Regions from separate parts of the Mus musculus genome. Here region 2 is linked to region 1. Evidence: chromatin loops called from intact Hi-C (ENCODE). Cell type or tissue: heart. All regions are shown on one strand. Each heading gives the region's core, and the rest is flanking DNA. Links, peaks and the distances in the headings are about the cores only.

Region 1 (7,007 bases), core at 1,462-3,961:
AGTGTGCTCTTGGTGAATCTGTTCCTTCATCCCAAGAGTACTCTGGCTGTGACTGGAACATACGGACCACAGCGTGGGCCAATCTTATAAGCAGACCAAAGCCAAAGCCTGGTAGGCATGAGGTCAGCCAGTGGGAATTCAGGAGATGAGCTCAAGAATGGGTCTTCCTGGTGCTCTATGCCTCTTGCTGCCAGGACTGGGTGTCAGCCTACCACCTCGTGCTTCCACACAGGTCCCTAATGTGTCCTGTAAGTGTCACCATCCTAGGCTCCCAACACAGCGGATGTTTCCTTTCTCTCTCACTCCTTAACTCTAATTTCCACCCTCCTGTGCCACTTGGCTGACCTCCTTGGCAGAGAGGTAAGGAAAGGACAAGTCTCTGGAGGTTCAGGTCCCGTGTCCCCCCCCCCCCACCACCACCACCACCGAAACTCAAGTCTCCCTGAGGCCACATGAGCAAAAGGCCAACAGTCCTGCTCTCGCTGATCACTGACCTGGTTTCCTTTCACCTCTTCTGGCTGGGCTGTTGGTGAATGTCACTCCAAGCAGGGTCACTCATTGAAATCACCGCTGGGAACAGGTCTCTCCTCTCCTGCTCCTTGTGGCACAAGACAGGCTTCACTATAGTTCCCAGAGTCCTCCCTGCCCCTCACAAGCTGGCCTTCTTCATAGGTTCTCCTCTCCCCCAGTACTTGGGTCATAGTCCCCACTCAAGAGGCTGTTCTTATTTCTATCTAAATCCTTCAAAAATGAAAAATTTTTGAAGTTGTGTTTGAAGCCTCCCTGCAACGAGACACATCCCTATCCTGCCCAGCACATCTGTGAGTCCCTTCCCACACTTCATGTCTCACACTGTAGGTTAACGTCTCGTGCCTTCCATTTGACCCAAAGGATGACGTACATGTACTTTTGGTATAGCATTTGTAATCTCTCCTTCCTGAATAAAATTTACAGAAGGGACCTTAAGCCTGCCATAGTCCACACTTTCCAAAGATGGAGAGGTGAAGAGTCATAACTTACCCAGGCTAGAGGTTTGAATTTGGCAGAGCTGAGTATGACACTCAAATCATACTCAACTTCTCCACCCAATCTAGGACCTACCCACGACCCCCTGCTGCCTCTCTACATAGAGCTATACCATCCCTGGGGTTCTCGGCTGTCACAAAGGGCAAGCACAGGACATTCTCATCAACTGGGCAAATGGTGCTTTTCCATTTACCAGCAGGACAAAGCCTGCTGCAGCACCCCGCCTCTGACCCTCAGAGCGCTGTATGTTTCTCAACTTCTTTGCATTTTAATATCCACCAGGCAAAACAAGTAATGAACAGGGGTAGGGGGGAGGGGGGGCACTTGAATTTTCTCAGACCAGCTTTAGTTCCCTGCTGGCTGCATGTGAGTACCTCCCTTTTCTTCAAAGTGAATAAGCCCCATGCCCGCTCCCCATGGCAGGGAGGCCAGCTCCTTCTGCAGGCAGCCCTTTCCATTTTCAGAGATGCCCTGCGACGTTACTCTCCCTCAGAAGCTGCCGCAAAGCCCCAGGCAGAAGCTGGTAGGGACAGAGGAAGCAAGCAACCAAGGCACTTTGGGAATCCATGGGACTAAACAAGACAACCTGGGAGTTGAAAAGCAGGGAGGAGCAGAGCAGTGAGACACCCCCACCCCCCTACCCCTCGCGCGCTTCTCCCTCCCCTACTTGAAGCAAATGCTCTGATTCAATGTCAGTCTAACAGGGCAGAGCAAACATTCCTCACCACCACCACCACCATTGTCTTGCTCAGGCAAGGAAGAAAAACAGAATAATGAGCCGCGTTTGGGCGGTGTCACCCAAGCAGCCAGGAAGACGTGGGCAGACGCCTGGTCAGGCCAGACTTTCTCTGTTTCTGGTAGAGATTTTATAAATATTCGGGGAGTTTGATCTGAGGTTGTTGGTGGGGAGGCGAGAAGAGCTGCCTGCGGGAGGGGGAGATAACTCAGTCCCTGGGGGTTCTTGGCCCTCTCTGAGGCCTGCTTTTCATTAGTGTTACCAAGACAACCGCTCATCTGCTGCAGAGCTCATCACAGCCTGCAAAGCACCCTCAGCATGGTCTGCTTCCTGCTTTGCTAGTGAAGCTCCATAGCAAATCCACCTTCTTCCAGGACACTGCCCTTCACCCCATGGTCCTCCAGCCTGGGAAAGAAAAGATCACTAAAAAGGGACAGGAAAGTGCTATGGTGACTTTCTAAGGCTCGAATGGACAGGCAGAGCTGTGATGGTCCTGTTACCAGGACGGTAATTTGCTGAGCATTGTTCTAAACTAGAGTCAGGATCCTTGAGTAGGTAACAAAACTCTAGGGCAAGATCCTGGGTCCAGTGTCTTTTTCTGTGCATCTCAATCTTTGTGCCCCTCCCCCCCATACAGCCACCTTTCCCCTCCATACACACTTTGATTTGATTTTCTTGCTAAGCAAACACATACAATGTTCCCAAGCCTTCCTGGTCATTGTATGGGTAAGTCCCAGACGCTCATGCAAGTGTGAATACACATGGATTGAACCTAGATGTCCAGTGGGTTGCAGAAGGACTGTCAGAGGAAAGGGAGGAAGGACACTGGGTGGGAAGGGACTCGTGTGGGCAAAGCAGTATTTTAATAAGCAAGCCAACTCCAAGAGACCCGAGGTCAGGCAGGGAATGGATACCCATCACTACAATCCCTGCAGACTGCTAGTTACTGGATAAAAAGTCAGCTCCCTCTAGCTGTGAGCTCCACAGAGCCAGCAGCCAGGGAGTCCCACTCTTGGGCTGCATGCCAGTATCCAGCAGGATGCCTATACCCGGATGGCCTCTTAACATGGGTTGTCAGAGAAACCCTTCTGTAGAAGCAAAAGAGGACAAGAGAGCCATAAAGATCCTTCTGGGACTGGGGCATTTGGAGGAGGGGGGTCATCTTCCTAGCCTAGTTTTATGCTTTGAAGAAAATCCGGACCCCAGGCCTCTCCTAGACCCTCCTTATTGTGGAATGCAGCTCACTCCAGCCCTCTTGAAAGAATTGGACTCTGAAATCCAGAGCTAGCCCTGATGAAATGAAGACTCTGGACTAGAACTAAAAGGCCAGAAGATTCATATTCTCTCTCTCTCTCTCTCTCTCTCTCTCTCTCTCTCTCTCTCCAGTTCTCTTAAATGGAGTAGAACCAGGAACTCTAGCCACTCTAGTTATCAGGGCTCACACAAAGCATCTCCTTGCCTTAAAATAAATAAATAAATATTTCATATATTTTAATATATAATTGATTTTAAACACACACATATATGATTCTGAGCGCGCACGCGTGTGTGTGTGTGTGTGTGTGTGTGTGTGTGTGTGTGTGTGTGTGTGCTCGAGCACATAGACAGACACAGACAGACAGACAGACAGACAGACACACACACACACACACACACACACACGTATATAAAACAGGATCTTATAGTCCAGGGCACCTCAAACTCTCAGAAAGGCTCCTGCTTTAGCTTTCCAAATGCTGAGCTCATAGGTTTGAGCACTCATACCTATGCAGACAGGCCTCACACTGCCTTGTTTCTTGCTTCCACTGAGATTGAAGCAGCAGACTCTTAATTTGTTTGCTGGTCAGGGGTGGGGCGATTCTCTCCATCTTGTGAGAGAGACCATCTGAAAGAGATTTCATCACATCCATCTCCTGAGATAACAAAATCATATCAAAGTCTTATCCGAGCCCCCAGGGTGCAGCTGTCTCCTGTCATGGCCTTCTGATCCTCACTGAAGAGGTCCCTGCTGGCATCTGTGACTCAGTCCCAGTGTTGGGGTTTAACAGGCAGCCAAGTGAGACCATGTGGGACCAACTGCATGCTGTGGGCTCCTTGGTCCATCCTAGATCCTGGTGGGAAAGCTTTACTCCAGAGAAAGAGTGACACCAACCCAAATGGCTGTCAGAGTGGAGTGTTAAAGAAGATGGTAGGGTCCTGGAGTCTGCCTCCTGCTTGTTCCATGAAGAACCACAGACCCCACTGGATCAGGGAGTGAGCTTGCAGGGGCCCACTAGGTACCATAACACACATCACAGTCTGTGATACAGTGGTACTCAGAAAAGAGCCTTACAGATTTTGGTTCCAGTTTTGCACTTGGCAATATGTGGCAGAAGGAGAAGTGAGCCCTCTGCCTGCAGCTCCCTCTCTTTAGGGTAGGTGTGATACTACCTACCCCGTGGGGTTGATGGAGGCAGGGGACCCACACCGGCAGGCCCCAACCTCATGAATGATAGCATCCCAGAATTGTTCAAGGACCATTAATAGTAGTAGCCTTTCCTACCCTGATGTTGGGGTTTCAGCTTTTCCTCTAGCTGTCACATTTGTGTGCTGTCTGTGAGTATTATTAGCCCCCTAGTCATGAACCCTGTTTCCAACTGTACCCATGTATACTTTCATCTCAATGTGAAATATGGGTCCCAGGGAGCTGTCTAATGTAGACAACATAGCTATGTCGATGAAAGTTCCAGGCCTGGCCAGCCTGAAGGGGAAGCTCCTAGAAGAGAAATCAAATCTAGCCTTCCCAATGGAGTCTTCCAGAACCTTCCCCACTTCCCACAAGCAAGTAAAGTGGGGTCTGGTTTTCATCTCGTTCACTACCTGTGTTTCCTTGAGAGACAGCAGGATGTTGTTGCCATGACAGTGGTGTGTATGTGGAGCTGGGGGGAGGGTGGGGGGGCTTGGTAGTTTCCCTGAGGAGGTGGCATGCTCTGTGGCTGTGGTTCCATCTGTACACCTAGGCAGATGATATGGAGCATAGAGATAGATGAATGAGCCACAGGGGATGGGAGGTGGGGGGGACGGACTCTCGAGGTTTGCATGAATGCTGGGCTGATTGAGCACAGCTGTTCCCTCGGCAGTGCTTGGCTGCTGCTGCTTTTCACATTCATTTCATGGGAGGACAGAGAGGCAGCTCCTTGGATGGTTCTTGGAGTGTATGACTGGGAGACCTGGGAGTCCCTTAACAGTGTCTGGCCTCAGTTTTCTTCTGGAATGTAGTATTCATACAAGAACCTTCCTGAAGACCGATACATATATATATATATAATTTCCCCCCAACAGCAATGGCACATTTGCCAGAGGGTTAAATGAGGTGCTACTTAGCAGGAATGTGGCACAGAGAGTATTATCTGGTTGAGAGATGGGACCTGCCATTTTGGTAACTGTCAAAATGGGCAAGCCTGAGATAGTTGGCTCAAGCTGAAGGCACAAATAAGAGAAGGTGCTACAATTTGCAAAAATTAAACAGAGCCCCCAGCTCCTGAGATCAGCAGCTCCTCCCTTCCCCCTCCTTCAGCTGCAGAAGTTTAGACATGTGGTTCCCCAGGCTGCCCCAGTAAGCTAAAGCTTTAAATAAATACACACTCCAAACTGCCGTGCCATCTCTGCCCCCTGGCTGCCCCAGGCTCCTCCCTCTTCTTTCCTCTCTTGCCAGGAGCCAGGCCAGGTGGAGCTCTGGAGAAGGTATCCCTTCTGCTTGCACGTATGCTGTCCCAGGGGCCTGCGCAGGACACAAGGGGCATCCTGATCCAGTGCAGACTCTCCTCTTCCTGGGTTTGTTAGGAGCCTGACCGGCCCTGAGTCTTATGACTTCAACAGATGTTTCTGCTTAAGGAGTCCTGGCATCTTTACGGCCTGTTTTTTCCATTCTTGCCTCTCTTCCTCTGTCCCAGCGGCTCTGAACACAATTTAGACTTCATTTTCTTTCTAATGGTTACAGGGATAGAAAAGGCTAGGTTTGGGTTTAGGTTTTTTGCTGCTGTTGTTGTTGTTTCTTCTTCTTTTTCTTAACTTTTTTTTCTTAGCTCTTCTACACACACACACACACACACACACACACAGACAGACACACACACAGAGAGAGAGAGACTTCCATAGGTCTATGTTCCCAGTGTATGTTACTATCGAAGCAACATTGTTACATTGTGTTTCAAAGTCTCCTTTCCCATCTACCCATGCCTCGTATTCTTTGCTGTCCATCCCACCTAGATTACCGCAGGACTGATTGGAGTGTCCACTCTGATGTTGGTTCTGAAGGTTTGTAACCATCCCGGCCTAATGCCTGTCTTCCAATAAAGCATAAGGAGCCTCGCTACTGTCTATCAGAGTCTGGGGAGGCTTCTGCAGGTCAACAAGACTGACAGTTCCCCCCAAACTCTGTCTAGCTAGCCTACCTCTCTGGGCTCAAGGGGGGTGGGGGTGGGGGGCGGAGTTGACAGTTGTTACAAATGGAACCAGTTTTCCATGGGCAGGTTGCAGGCTTGCAACCAGCCCAACCACTCTTCAGATCACACCTGTAATTCCCTCTCACCTGCTGGCATGACTGGATGTTCCCAGTCACTTCCCCTGCAGGGCTTAGAGTGACCTATCCCAGGACCTCGGCTCATGATTTGTGTACGCCCCGGGCTGAGAGCTGTTCATTACCTGCCGAGACTGACAAGCAGACCAGAATTTCTCGTCTGGGCTCCCACAAGAGTCTAAGCAGTTCTTCCTGGAGTCCTAAATGTTGACTCACCTGGGTACTTAGCTGGGGTTAGACCTGTGTTTTACTGTATCCTTTGTTTAAGACTCACATTCTAGAATACTATAGTGTGGAGCTAGCTGCCCCAGGCTGTCCACTCCACCTTGAAGCTGACTATGAGGGCAGAAGTGGGACAAAAATCTTTTGGATATCCATCTTCAATGCCTTTTCCACAGAGAGCCTTCCCTGATGGCTAGGCCAAGCCCTGTGAAGTGTTCATTAGGTGACAACCCCCACCCGAAGAGGCTACCCTCCTGTCTCGCTCTTTCCCATGATACCACCACACTCATTTTTCTCGTGGCCTTCTCCCCCCTCCCCTTCCTATTTAAACACAGCACAACTCTGATTCTCGCTTGCCCAGGCTTTGGAGACAGAACTGTATCATCTTCTCCTTTTGAGTCTGTTTGGTGAAGGCAGACACTGCAAAATGGGTCAGATTCCCAATAGCATGATGTCGCACATAGG
Region 2 (7,007 bases), core at 2,511-5,010, 160 kb after region 1:
ATGGAGCAGATGTGAATTGGTCAACTGTTATGGAGAACAGTACAACAGTTCCTCAAAAAATAAAAAACCAGAAATAAACAGAAAACCTACCACATGATCCAGCTGTCCTACTGTTGTGTGTGAATCCAAAGGAAATAAAGAGAAGGCTATACCTTCCTTCACATTCATGCTTACTTTGACACTGTTATAGCAGTCAAGATAGGGAATCAGCCTCAGTGCTCATCAATAGATGAATGAATAAAGAAATTGTGGTATATATCACAATGGAGTATTATATAGCCATAGAGAAAAATCAAAATCATGTCATTTACAGCAAAACTAGATGAAATTGAAGGACATCACATTGTCAAATTAAGCAAACACAGAAAGATAAACACCACACACTCTCCCATGTGAAGTCTGGGGGAAAGTTGTTTTGAATAAAGAATAGCCATGAAGATGTTGGAGGGAGTGGCTGGAGAGGTGAACAAAGGGAGCTTGCATTTGACAAGCTTTTGCTGTGTGTGTGTGTGTGTGTGTGTGTGTGTGTGTGTGTGTGTGTGTAGAAATAAAACATTAGCACTGTGGTGGTTTGAATATGTTTGGCCCAAGGAGTGGCATGATTAGGAGGTGTGGCCTTGTTGGGGGAAGTATGTCACTGTGGGGGTGGGCAATGAGACCCTTTTCCTAACCACATGGAAGCCAGTTTTCTCCTAGTGGCCTTCAGATGAACTCTTCAGATATAGAACTCTCAGTTCCTCCTGCACCAAGCCTGCCTGGACCCTGCCATGCTCCTGCCTTGATGATAATGGACTGAACCTCTGAACCTGTAAGCCATCCCCAATTAAATATAATTGTCCTTTATAAGAGCTTCCTTGGTCGTGGTGTAAGTTCACAGCAGTAAAACCCTAAGACAAACACCCAAGAGTATGTACAATTATATATGCTAATTCAAAATCTAATCAAATAAACACCTTTTTAAAATTCATGAGCTTGGACCTCATTGCCTGCAACAGAACAGACTTAAAGACCTTTCCCATGGTTTGGGCTAGGGATGTAGCTCAGTCGGTAGGATGTGTCTAGCATACACAAGGCCCTGGATTGGATCCCAAACACCTCAAACTCATCTGTAGTCCCAGCACTTGAGAGAAGATCAGGAGTCCAAGGTCATCCTTACCTACATAACAAATACATAGTGGGCTAGGCCTGAGTCAAACAACAAAGAAAAGCTTTCCATGTCGCTGGCTTTGTTACTGTTCATTGGGAGAGTATTGGACTCTTTGTCCTAGACAGAATAAATTTGCCCATGTGGTATGCTTTGACCAATGAGGCATGTGTAGAAGTGACAGCTGCTTACCTATGGTGACATTGTATGGTGACTGGGTAGTTCGTCTTATCATGCTCTTTGCCCTACTGTTTATGAAACTGTGTTCCAAACTGATATGTACCACAGTCACTCCACTAAATGAAAAATGATAAGTTGGACTGCAGAGGCGACGCTACAGTAAAGATCATGGCTGTTCTACCAGATCAATTCCCAGTACCCACATGGTGGCTCACAACCACCAGTGACTACAGTTCTAGGGGATCCAACACCCTCTTCTGTCCTCCACAAGCACTAAATTCACAAGCTATACACAAACAAGCCTGCTGGCAACACCCCTCAACACATAAAACAAACAAGTTATAACCATAAGAAAAACCTTTGAACTGTTGCCAGCTCATAACGACTTAAAATATTGTTGGAAAATAACCTTTTTGTCACCAGAGCACATCTTGAGTTCATGTTTGTTGGCTAGATGTGGCCCAGGAAAATTGATCTTCTTTCTGTTTATTTCTCTTTGGCTTCTACTGAGGAATGATTGGGCCATGGAGACAACAGTGGGAGAAGTGCAGAGAAGGGAAGTCATTCTGTGAATGACTTCACCCTGTGACAGGAACCTGGCATTTTATCCGCTCGTTTTACCTCTGCTAAGATTAAAATCAGGACCCCATAGAATGGAACACAGGGCTCCCAATATAGGAGCTAGAGAAAGTACCCAAGAGCTGAAGGGGTCTGCAACCCTGTAGGTGGAACAACAATATGAACTAATCAGTACCCCCAGAGCTCATGTCTTTAGCTGCATATGTAGCAAAAGATGGCCTAGTCAGCCATCATTTGGAAGAGAGGCCCCTTGGTCTAGCAAACTTTATATGCCCCAGTATAGGGGAACCCCAGGGCCAAGAAATAGGAGTGAGTGGGTAGGGGAGCAGGGTGGGGGGAGGGCATAGGGGACTTTTAGGATAGCATTTGAAATGTAAATGAAGAAAATATCTAATAGAAAAAAATATGGGAAAAATTTTTAAATTTTTTTTTTTTAAAAATCAGGACCCCTTTCGATACTATTGAACACAGCTGAGTAACATTATCATTGTACATATGTCGTTGATTGACTGATGGATTGGGAGACAAGGTGACTTTTGGTAAAGTGCAATGACAATCTGCCAAGAGCCCTGGTCCCCTAAACACCAGTACAATACCATTCCTGACACAACCTTAGACTTCTTCAATTCACATAGTAGACATGTCTGCCAGAGAGGCTCCTGACTCCAGGACCACTGGAGAGAAGCCTGCTACCAGGAGGGCCAGAAGGGCCTGATTGCCTACTGGATCCCAGCCTCCAAGGGCAGTGGTTTGAGGAGAGCCTTGTTCTCTGGCTTGTTGGTCTTACACTAGCTTCAGACCCTTCGTGGAATTGTCCCTTCAACCAGGAAAGTCAACGATACTCACCTAAGAAGATTTTAACTCTACCTAGGTCTGAGCAATGGCAGATAAATACAGTCAGTCCTCTGCAGCAAAGATGAGGGAACACAGAGCACCTTTGTGGTGCCTGAGGCCAACTGCATGCAGCTACTTCTTTCTCCACTTTACTGAAACAAAGTGAAGAACTGGGATCCCCCAGGGAGCTCTCCCTTGAGAAGGTCTCCAACCAACCTCCCAAAAGGGCTCCTCCTGGGGCCTCACTCCTTCCACTAATCAAGGTTTCCTCTGTTTCTTCTGTATCCCATAGGTGCAAGTAGGTTTTGGGAGACATTTATTCATTCAATTCCTGAACAAGACAAGTTAGGATCATCTCCTGTATGTCTAGGCTGTCCATCTACAGCTATCTCAGCACAGCACATCCATAGTCAGTGCCCCTCTGCATTGGTACCTGGATATTGGACTATTGTCCATCCATAGAAGAATCCTCCTAGCCTAGCACAGCCACTCAGACACAATTGCTGTTGGTCTTTACTAGTTCGGCTTGATGTTTTGCATGCTTTCTGCTTGGCTGGTTTTTATGCCACAGCTCCCTTCAGAAGGTCTCCAATTCTACAGATGAAAAATTTAAGGCTCAGAGAAGTGAGATGCCTTGACCAAGGTCACCTATTTTACAGAAGGCAGAGAGGGCCACGAGATTAACTCAGGTCTATCTGGTACCCAAAACCATGAATTCTTCTAGATCAGCTGCCTCCAAAATCTCAGAGTACAAGTAACACGGGAAACCCTCTGGGTCCGGGGCTACAAAGACCATTTTCTCTCTCTCTCTCTCTCTCTCTCTCTCTCTCTCTCTCTCTCTTACACACACACACACACACACACACACACACACACACACACACTTTTCCTACCCACCATTCCACCAGAGAAGCCCAGTTCTTCTGGGACCCAGATAGGGGTCTCAAAGCCCAAGCACAGAACTTTCTATTGCTGTTCTGGGAGCATGGGAAGCGGGTGTTTTTCTTCCTGGAGGCCTGGGTGGCTGTTTCCTACCGTGATCTGCCCTGGAGAATGGCCGGAAGAAGTGGCTTCCGGCTGAGGCAGTCTCTTCCCACCCAACAGAAAAAAAAAAGGATTTTTTTTTTAATCCAAAGTAGCAACTACTTTGCTTTGCACTCGGACAGTGAGAAAGAGTCAGGAATGGATGAGCTTGGGGGAGTTATTACATTTGCTTTTAGTATAATTGATCTGATTAATTGTATGAGTTCACATTTGTGTGAGTTCACACTTAATAATGGTTGACTCACAAAATACCTGGACATTTAGCAATCTGCTCTCATGAGCCAATACAATAAAGAACCAATTACTTCTTAAGGCTGTTGTAAAACTAATGGGATAATGCCCATGTCCTCTAGCCGGGTGCTGGAACCAGCTGAGCCATATTGGGCAAATTTCCTAACCACTCTGTGCTTCAGGTCTTGGCCATCTCTAAAACGAGGCTGTTGCCCGAATCATAAGTGAGTGTGCATATGAAGAACCACAGTGAGACCTGGTGACAATAGTGCTCACAAAGGTACAGGCACTGTCCTGGGCAGCCCCTCCCAGCCTGTACAAAGCTGGTATGCAAAGCATTTCCCTTGCCTCCACCTCATCTGAGCCCCACTCCTGTCGCCCAGCAGGTGGTTGCTGATATTCCTCCAGGCGCTTCCAGAAGAGGGTAATCTAGCCGAGGCAAGCGAGAGAAAAATTACCTAAGAGTTCTGTGAGCGAAGCAACAGCAAAGCCCGTTGTTGTGGGGGCATATGGGAGATACCCAGTGAGCCTTTCAGATAATGAGAGTTAAATTTCATCGAACAGCCCCACTACCTGCCCGAGGGGACTGACCCATCTCTGGATGATCTGGACTGTGTCTGGAAGCAGCTGCTATAAATGAGTTCTCTGCACGAATTTGAAAGGTAAACAGAAAGGCATAGCTCCTGCAGTGTGCTTTCTGCTACCCAGCAGACAGATGCAAGTTGCCATTCTCCCTGCTCTGATTCTTTCCTGGAGATGGACAACAGGTGGCGATGGCCCTATCAACCCTGTGGCTGCCCAAACTTCCTGCAGTGTTTGTGCTGTGGAAGAGGAGAGGCTCCTACGCTGGTCAGGGTAGGCTGGAGGGGTGGGAAGGTTTCACAGGATGAGGGGATAAGGAAGGGAGATTGAGGCTGACTCCTTGCTAAGTATGGCTGGAAGGTGTATGACATTGAGGGATGGCAACTGTTGATCCTCAAAATTATTTCCTCTCAATGCACTGCTTGGGCACATAGAAAACTAACAATGAGGTCTGATGGTAAGTAAGAGTGTTGGGTTTACAGCCCTAGTGCCTCCATCACTCTGGGCAATTCTCCTGGCTCACAATGGCTATAAAGGGCAATTTCAAGATATCCAGAAAGTGGTACCTAGACCATGAAGAAGGTCCCTTTGGGTTCCAAGGCAAATCACAACACCACAGGTAAGAACTCTTCAGGCAGACCACCTTTGACCCCTAAACATTTGCACTCCACCTGCTTAATTTACACTTGACTTCCCAGGTAGAGATAATCCAAAAATCCCTCCTGTCTTGGAAGGGAGGGACTTTCTTTAACATTGAAGATAAGGAGGCTGGATTTCCATAGTGGAGTGCCTAGCATGCAGAAGGGTCTACATCCAGTCAAAAGCAATGACGACAAATTAAGTTGCCAAAACACAAATTGCCCATCCTTGACCTAGCTTCAGATAACTCAGCTCTTTTCTGCTCTCTGTCCACAAGGCCACTGCTGCAGGAAACACACATTGCATGCGACCCATCAAAAATGACTGCACTCTTAAAGCAGCCCAAGGAGATGAGATCTAAAAGTAGCCAGGAAGGAGGTAACACAGGATAGATACTTTCCCATCCTTGAGGCAGAGAGCTCCTGACTCCTGTGTTTAAAATAGCAGAGCACACACTGGTTTTGATTGTCTACCCATGATCATAAGATGCCAAAGGGCATGGACCATGGTAGATTATTGCAAAAATAGCTATGTGTGTTCCTCTTCCTGAACTTGCCCTCCTGAACACGACTTCGCAGTTGTTCCTATCAAGGGGACTCTTTCCTTACCCCATGACTCTGGGCTTGCCTTGTGACTTTGGCCAACAGAGGTTGATGGAGGTGGTGTGCCAGTTCCAAGTCCAGCAATCCAGACCTCTTGCCTGCCCACCCTCACTCTCTTGGAGTGCATGGCCACCCTGAGAACAATTCCCAGCTAGCCTGCAAGATCATGTGAACAGGGATGAGCTGTCCCACAGAGGCTGTCTTAAATTCCACAGCTCCCAGCCATTGGCCTTCTGACCACAGAAACACAATTAAGCCCAGCTGAGTGCAGCTGAGCCCAGCTCAAGTTGTCCACTGAATGGAAAGCTAAATAAATGGTTATTTCAGGTCCTAATTTGATGAGATATTCTATTATATAGCAAAAGCTAACTGTCTCAGGGCAGGGTTAGCTCCTCTACAAAAGCCCTGGAGTCCAATGGCGATGCCAACCTGTGCTGACACAGTGGGCACAGAAGCAGTCACAGACCCAGATCCCAACCCCTTCCTTCACACCATTTTGGTGTACAGCTGTCCAATTCTTTTTTTTTTAATTTATTTGCATTGGTGTTCTGCCTCTATGTATGTCTGTGTGAATGTGTCAGACCCCCCCCCCGAAATTACAGATAGTTGTGAACTGGAATATGGATGCTGGGATTTGAACCTGGATTCTTTGGAAGGAAAGGCCAGTGCTCTTAAATGTTAAGCCATCATTCCAACCCCACATCTGTCCAATTCTAATTGCCAGACCCTATGTCTGTCCATGGGTTCTCACCACCCTCATAGATGCCGAAAAGTGCCAGGCAGCCTTCAACCAATGACTGAGGGAGATGGGCCATCAATACCACAGCTCCCTTACCTTACCCCTGATGTACTCTATGTCTAAGGCATACATCCTTCATCAGTTTTCAGATCTTCTCAGCATCACGAAGGCCCAGGGCCACCCTGTCCATGGCTGTCTTGATAAGAGGTTCTTTATTGGTTACCTTCTCCTCTGACTCAGCCTCTCCAAACCTATTGGTGCTTCCTGGAATCAACTCTCAAATAAATTCGAACCCCAGTCCTTTTCTCAAGCTTTTCCTCTAAACACCTAAAGCAAGCAGACCCTAGAAAGAAGCTCTCACCCACAGCCACTGCGTCATTGAACCCCTCCCACAGCCTTCCACTACTTCTGCCCCATTCAGGAATCAAATGAA

Evidence for each region. Peaks named below come from ENCODE experiments on the same cell type or tissue, not always from the same donor. Only the 100,000 strongest peaks of a DNase experiment are listed, where the experiment ranks them.
Region 2: it touches region 1 in a loop (1.8-fold over the local background); 3 of 42 quality-filtered maps call a loop at or near these places.

The regions. Positions count from the first base shown.
Region 1 is chr12:79,923,641-79,930,647 of GRCm38, forward strand. The region is part of intron 1 of Gm51985 (a long non-coding RNA gene); the gene reads left to right. All of the region lies in intron 2 of 9430078K24Rik (RIKEN cDNA 9430078K24 gene), which reads right to left. Among named protein-coding and RNA genes, the nearest start is that of 9430078K24Rik, 9.1 kb to the right of the region's middle. RefSeq lists an enhancer at 122-3,212. In heart, for the core only: a CTCF peak has its summit at 2,742; DNase peaks (open chromatin) are centred at 2,011 and 2,771; H3K4me3 peaks cover 815 bases; H3K27ac peaks cover 2,230 bases.
Region 2 is chr12:80,086,939-80,093,945 of GRCm38, forward strand. No RefSeq gene overlaps it. Among named protein-coding and RNA genes, the nearest start is that of Gm36660, 4.4 kb to the left of the region's middle. In heart, for the core only: no CTCF peak of the experiment used is centred there; DNase peaks (open chromatin) are centred at 3,773 and 4,393; H3K4me3 peaks cover 338 bases; H3K27ac peaks cover 2,253 bases.